Linked DNA regions of Homo sapiens: region 1 is linked to region 2. The links are chromatin contacts, found by Hi-C or POLR2A ChIA-PET in ENCODE. All regions are on one chromosome and are shown on one strand. Each heading gives the region's core, a stretch centred on a gene start or an enhancer-like site at or near the end of the contact. The rest is flanking DNA. Distances are from core to core; before and after follow the strand shown.

What was found. A loop is a pair of places that touch in the nucleus more often than their neighbours do. ChIA-PET counts read pairs that join two places held with the same protein, here RNA polymerase II (POLR2A). Pooled maps may share reads with other maps.
Region 1: a map of prostate gland shows a loop between it and region 2 (2.0-fold over the local background). The contact joins the enhancer-like site here to the promoter of FILIP1L in region 2. A Hi-C loop is called at or near these places in 11 of 168 maps with a recorded cell type or tissue (PC-3, aorta, cardiac septum and 6 more) and 7 of 50 pooled maps. POLR2A ChIA-PET finds 5 or more read pairs at or near these places in 3 of 52 experiments (Caco-2, OCI-LY7 and PC-9).

Annotation. Positions count from the first base shown.
Region 1 is chr3:100,148,509-100,151,935 of GRCh38, forward strand. All of the region lies in intron 2 of CMSS1 (cms1 ribosomal small subunit homolog), which reads left to right. LOC105374009 (a long non-coding RNA gene) reads right to left here. Exons shown (of 5, transcript XR_007095984.1): 3 at 3,288-3,427; 4 at 556-642. Among named protein-coding and RNA genes, the nearest start is that of FILIP1L, 36 kb to the left of the region's middle. Within about 2 kb of position 1,388, at least 2 of the 41 ENCODE cell types and tissues checked have a DNase peak (open chromatin) inside an H3K27ac peak, as active enhancers do; they include gastrocnemius medialis and psoas muscle, where a contact is called at or near this core.
Region 2 is chr3:100,112,791-100,116,290 of GRCh38, forward strand. It overlaps FILIP1L (filamin A interacting protein 1 like), which reads right to left and starts at 1,711. Exons shown (of 6, transcript NM_001387850.1): 1 at 1,263-1,711. The region is part of intron 1 of CMSS1 (cms1 ribosomal small subunit homolog); the gene reads left to right.

The DNA.
Region 1 (3,427 bases), core at 138-2,637, 35 kb after region 2:
AAGTTTGTGACCCAGCTCAGGATAACTGTGAGAAGCAATTTAGTGTAGTGTTGCTTAACTTGCCCACCGAAGTGGACAAGTTAAATTTCCCTGTGACTCAGTCACCTTCTTGGTAAATGATAACAATTATTTCTTCCTCACAGAGTTGTAATGATGATTAAATAAGACTGTGCTTGATAAGCACTTCAAACAGTGGTTATCAGAGAGTAATCACTGAAGTGTTAATTATTATATAGTTAATAATTATATTATAATCTTTTTTATTTTGTCCATTATTTTTTCTTCCTGGGAAGGGACATGCAGAAAGGTATACATGTTTAATATATAATCATCTTGGTTTTTTTTCTCCAACCATTAAATATTTTGCTCAAAGGCCCTATACTAGTTTTAGTTTCAATCATTCTTCTGGAAACCTACAGGGTAACACATCCGTAGCTCTTCAATTTATTTCCTCAAGGTGGGGTTTAATTTTTCCCTAGCTTATCCCACTAATCATACCATAGTCATGCCCTCTCTGACTTTTGCCTCTAATCAATGTCTACCTACAGGACTTACTTGCACGTAGTCTTCTTCATACTCCATTGGCTTTCGTTTTTTTCTTGCTTTCCCCTTGATTTTCTTCTTGTTTGTTCCTTGCTCTTTCTGGACTCATTGGTAAAACAATAAAGACCTTTTATTGAGCAGTTAATACTGTTACTGTATAAGGCACACTGTAACATAATCCTCACGGCATCCCTAGGAGGTAGGTGGTACCCACTTTACAAAGAACCAGAGGCTCAGAGAGATGGGTTCTGGGGGTCATGGCCCATCTGCTTGGCTGTGAGCCAGACTCCAAGGATACTGTTGCTTTCACTTTCCTTTTTACCTGTCCTCTCTCTTTCAGCTCAGGAAAATTGGATTAACCGTGTTCTCATGTGTTTTGTTGGTCACATGCCATTGCTATTTTCTGCCAAGCAAAAAAATAATTACAAAACCTTAAGCTGTTACTGCCCCCTTTTAATCACTTTTCTCTTGCTTTAATTTCTTTCACCACCAAATTGCTTTGAAGAGTCCAAGTCCTAACCCCTTTCTCCAACCCTATCCTAATTTCCCTGGCCAGAGAAATATCATTTTTTTCTGAATTGACATGAGAATCTGCATGTGCTCCTCTGCCTCATATGAGTGTTGCCCATCTTGGTCCCTGCTTATCCCCAGGAGACTCACCTCGAGGACAGATTTTATCTGTGCGTCTCCACAGCGCCTGACATGGAACCTTGCCCTTAATTGGCACTCATTATTTGTGAAATGAAGGAATGAATGACCATACCGGTATCCCAGTTTTCTCATGACTCTTCCCATCTCAGCCCTTTGTCCCAGCTTGTGAGCTGTCCCCTCCCTGACACAGCTGCCTGCAGAGGTCTCTTGGGGCCTTGTGATGCCCTATCCCTCCTCCAACCACATCCCTGATTTCCCAACACAATTCCCTCCTTGAAAGGCTCCTCCACCTTGACATTCAGGGCTGGGGTCTGTCCTCTCCATCCCTGCCTGCCCACACAGTCCCTCCAACTCCCCTGTGGCCTCCTTCATCCTCTCTCTCCCACTGCTCTTCTCCCTCTGGAACTCATCCCACCACCCCAAGGATGACTTACTTGTCAGGCATACTGTCTGTCCTTTCAGGAGTCCTTCTCTAATTGTTTACACGCATAGAACTTGAGTCTCCAGCTGGTTCGTAAGTCCCTTGGGGCCAGGGTTTCTTTTGTGTCCACTATAGTACCTAACACAGTTTGGGGCTCTTATTTGGCAGATATGACCAGATGTATGTTTTCTAAATATAACTGCATTTTTTCTGGATCAATTTTTTAAAAATGTTATGCTATATTTAAATTTTAGATTTGTTTCAACTTTGCTTAAGACTGTACTATTCCTTCAGTTTTTCTTTATGCTTGTACAGGAACTACTTGGCATGATGCTGTCAGCTGTAATATACATTTAGGCTTTAATATCACCAGGCAAGAGCATCTGTCAAGATAGATGATGTTCCCTCCTTTGCCATAGCTGGGCCTCACATTTCTGTCGCTGAATACATGCCTCTAGTTTGTTCAGTATTTTAAGCAGCAGATTTATAACTTTAAAGTTTTTAAATCCATGCAACTACCTCATCTCTAGCAACCATTTCACATCTAAATAATCATCCTTGGCCTGCTTAATAATGTGAGTATAAAGATTTGCCAATAGTTCTTTTTCCCCCAGTAATCACTTCCAAAATAAATGATGAATTCCCTACTCCTAGAGATTGCATCACCCTCTTCCCTCTTCAGCATCAGTCATTTCAGAGCCAGCCCTAGTGACTTTGTAATTATGGTTCCCAGAATATAAACCCTTATGAAGGATTTTTTGACTTTTCCTTGATGCTTCCATGATGTCAGTAACATTTCAGTGGTTCCATGACCCATCTTCTCCTGCTCAGAGACCACAGTGGACTTCTTTTTTCTTCTGCTGGCCTTTGTTTATCTCCTTTAATCATAAAGGAATCTTCAGCAGGAGTGTTTCTCCCTTTCCCTTCTTGCTCTCCTTTCTCTACTGTTGTATTTTCTTGCTACTACTTTATTTGACCATTGGTCATTTCATATTTCTTCCACTCTTCATCTCCAAGATTATGCTTATCTATTGTTGAAAGAAAACAGAGCTGTGTCCTATTCATTCTCTGATTCACCTTTTTCCTTTTCATTATGGTTTCTCAGTTCTGTTCTGTGTATTAATCTATTGTTTCATTGACAAATTGCCCAAAAGTTAGCAGCTTAAAATAAAACAAAAACATTTATTATGTCAGTTTCTGTTATCTCACAGACATGGCTTAACTCAGTGCCTCTGGCTCTGCTTCTCTTGTCAGGTACCAGCCAAGTTGTGGGCTGGGGTTGGAGGCTTAGCTGGGGAGAGTTTACCTTGCAGCTCACTGGTGTGGATGCCGGCACGTCTCAATCTCTCACTATTTGAGCCTCTCCACAGGGTTGCCTCACAGCGTTGCAGTTGCCTTTCCCCAGGCCGAGTGATCCAAGAGGGAACCAGCAAAAGCACCCAAGACAGAAACCACAATCTTTTTATAGTTTATTCTCAGAGTTGACACCTCGTCACTTCTGCCATATTAAGCGAGTTAGTAAATCCAGTCCACATTCATGGGGAAGAGATTACAAAGGAATATGAGTACCGGGAGATCGAGATCATGAGGAGCTATCCTGGAATCTGGCTACCACACTCTTCCTCTGGCCCCCCAGTGACTTATATCCCTTCAATGTGCAGAATATACTCACCCCTCCAAGGATTGCAAAGTCTCATCCCATTGCAGTGTGAGCTCAATATCCAAAATCTTGTCATCTAAATCAGGTCCAGGTGCAGTTGGGGCTCCTCAGTTTTAATTCCTTAAGTACAGCTCTTTGAGTACATTTCTTCT
Region 2 (3,500 bases), core at 461-2,960:
TATTAACAAACAGCTCTTACAGTATTTATGCTGATTTTTAATTAAGCATAATGAGAGTTTCATAATAGTGTCAACTGATAAATGTAGAGAAATGTTTACTTGGAATATTTGGCTTTGGGAGATAGCAGATTGATAAATCAGAAAATGTCATCACAGGAAAAACAAGTTTAACTGTAGCTAAAGGAACATTGCTGTAATTGCAATGCATTCTCTCTAGTATTAACTACACCATGTTCTCCTTTATGCATATCTAATACACACGTGGAATATGGTAGTGTAGTTAAACAGTGTATGTGTTGCACCTCTTCTATTCCTTCCTGAGATGTGAACAGATAATGAATAAAGAAAGATATGTAATCATTAATTGGTATGGAAAGAAAAAAGAATAACTGAATATGTCACAACCATTTTAACTGAACACATATCTCTCTTCAGTGGAGCGCCTATATACAAAACTGTGCAGCCACCCTAAACATTGAATAATCCTCCCATTGAGGAGTACAGTGAGCAGAATTTTCTGTGATATCATTTGGCAGCAGCCTAGCATCATTTCCCATTTATATCCAGATGTGATGTGCCCATGGATATCCAGTCATCTTCTGTGGGGTGTTACAGAACAAGTTCTTGATAGGTATCTCCCAAGACCTGCCAAAAACCTTATCTCAGAAACCTGCTTCTGTTCTCTGGCTCTCATTCATTAAATCTTAACATCAACAGAAGGTAAACAAACAAAAGAAAAAAGATACAATATAGTTGCCATTTGAAAATGTTAGTTTCTTCCATTAATCTTTCCATGAAAAGAGAATTCCTCCTCTGCAATTTAACCTATTCAGTATAATTCTCCATTTTCAACACATTGTGATGATTTTGACACTGTATATTGATCATTCACATCAGCTTACAAAATCAAGCTATTAAGAAGGAAAGCCATTTATCCAAACATACTTTTTCTTTAATTTTTGACTATCCATCTTACTCTTAACAGGATAACAATTTAAAGTTTCATTTTGGTTTTCTTTCATGTGTATCACTATAGTAAAACTTACCTACTGTCAGGATAGTTCCTCTATTTTGCAAGCAACTCTTAGTCATTTTAGCCTAAAAGTCATCATCTGTCATAAGCTCTTAATCATACTACGTTCCCTTGCATAATATTCACAAGATCCTACTTTTGGAGAGTGGTGTTGGCCGCTCCTAGCTGGTGAATAACACAGAAACATCCCAAAGCCTCTTCTCAGCAAGGATGGGGACACTTAGCTTACCGTGCAGGTACCGTGCAGGTGTTGATCACACCTGGTAATTCCTTCTTCTCATCCCCACCAAAATCCAACAGTGGAATCCAGGACCAACAACAACGTTTTCTTCTTCTCTTTTTGGACACCCTCTCAGTTTTTGTTTTGTAGGCTTGAAAGCCACCGAGAGTTTGCAACCAGGGGCCAGTGATAGCTCTGCAAAGGAGAGGCAGTGGGGAGCCCAACAACAAGTAGGCCCAAACACTAAATATTGCCCTCTTCCCTCTCCGGGCAGTGTCCTTCATGCTCTGAAGACAGGCAGCCTTACCAAAACTCTTACCCCACAGCTTGCCAGTCTCTGTGGAAGAAAGGTTCTAACTGGACTGGGCTGCAGGATGAGGTGACCCAAAAGCCAGGAACCATCTGCGCAGAGCAGACAAGTAGAGGCAGGCACAGGCTCCGTGAGCACGTCTGTGTGTGTGTGTGTGTGTCTGTGTATGTGTGTTTGCATGCCTGTGCCCAGCAGCTGCTCTCCAGATTAGAAGACACCACTCTTTGGCCAGCAACTCTGAAACACCCTCTTAGGTAATTTTAAATTCATGTGCACATCTTGGCTGAGAGTAGAAACTTCCCAAGCACAACCTGGGTCCCATTCTTTGCTGTGTTGCTACCCCAGATATATTGTGAACCACAGACAGCAGTGCTAGCACCTTAGGAACAGATGCCCAGATGGACATTAAATTGCACCTCATTTTGTACCCTGCAGCCATGAGCTGATGTAAGCCTTGTTTGTGATTTAAGTAACAAGGGCATGACCCCTTCTTTGACACCCATAACCCAAGGCACTGTAAACATTCGCTATTATTAACGCTGTGTTGGACTCAAACTTGAATGCCTGCCTGTTCCATTTAGTGTCACAGGAGACACGAGGGCAAAGTGCTGAGGAAACTCTAGAGCAACATCGGAATGCATGGTGGTATGTTTATTATTATTATTTGACATTTTGTTTTATATTATTCAAGTGTTAAGAAAACCTTCATACTTAGGATTGCTAAAATTTGAAGCATCTAATTTTCTTTAAGTAGGATCACTTGTTCAGATTGAGGGGTTGGATAGAAGGGAGGAGTTTGTTCATTTATTCAACAAATATATATTTCAGCATCCATTATGTATCAGATCACTTACCAGACATGCCTACCACCTGCCCAGTGCTCAAGTCATGCATTATCTAATTTAATCCTCACAGCAGCCCTTTAAATTAGTCCTACTCCTGGTGATCTAATGAGAAAACCAAAGATCAGAATAATTTAATAACTTCCTAGGATCTCACAGATGATAGATATAAGACTGAGGATTCAAAATTGAATCTGAGTTACTCCAAAGCCCATGCTCTTTATTTTTAATTTTTAACATCAAAATAATTTCAGACTTATAGAAAAAATACAGGAATAATAAAGAATTTCCATATGCTCTTCACTAAGGTTCTCCAATGTTTAACATTTTACCACTGGTTGTATTCTCCCTCTCTTTCTCTTTCTCTCTCTCTCTCTCTGTCTCTCTCTCTCTCTCTCTCTCTCTCTCTCTCTCTCTCTCTCTCTCTCTCTCTGTCTCTCTCTCTCATCCTCCTTTCCACCCGTGAGTTTATTTTGGTGTGTGTATATTTTTTTCTGAATTAATTTATATACTTTAGTGTGATTATCTTAAAAATGTAAGTATACTCTTCTACATAACCACAGTATAACAATTAAATTCAGTAAATCAACTTTACTTTCTAATCCATAGATCCCATTCAACTTTTCACCAAATGTCTCAATAATATCCTTTATAGAAAAAAAATGGTTTTTTAGTCCACGATTATGTGTTGCATTTAGTTGCCTTGTCTCTACGTTCCTTCAATCTTGAACAGTTCTGTAATCTTCCTTTTTTATATGTGACCTTCACATTTTTGAAGAGTACGTTTTGTAGAATGTTCCTTAGTTTAGATTTGTGTGATGTTTCCTCATTGTGAGATTGAAATTGTGTATTTTTATGGCAGGAATACTACAGAAACAATGCTGTATTCTTCTTAATCATATCAGGAGTCACATAAACGGAGTTAGTCTTGTAACCAAACCCACTTGCTTAAGGTGGTATCTGTTAGATTTACTGTAAAATTATGGTTTTTCCTTTTGCAGTTAATAAATATTTTGTGGGGAGATACTTGGAGACTAGGTAAACATATTGCTCTTAAATAAACTTTCTTAGAGTGAAGAAGAGCATTCCCTTCTC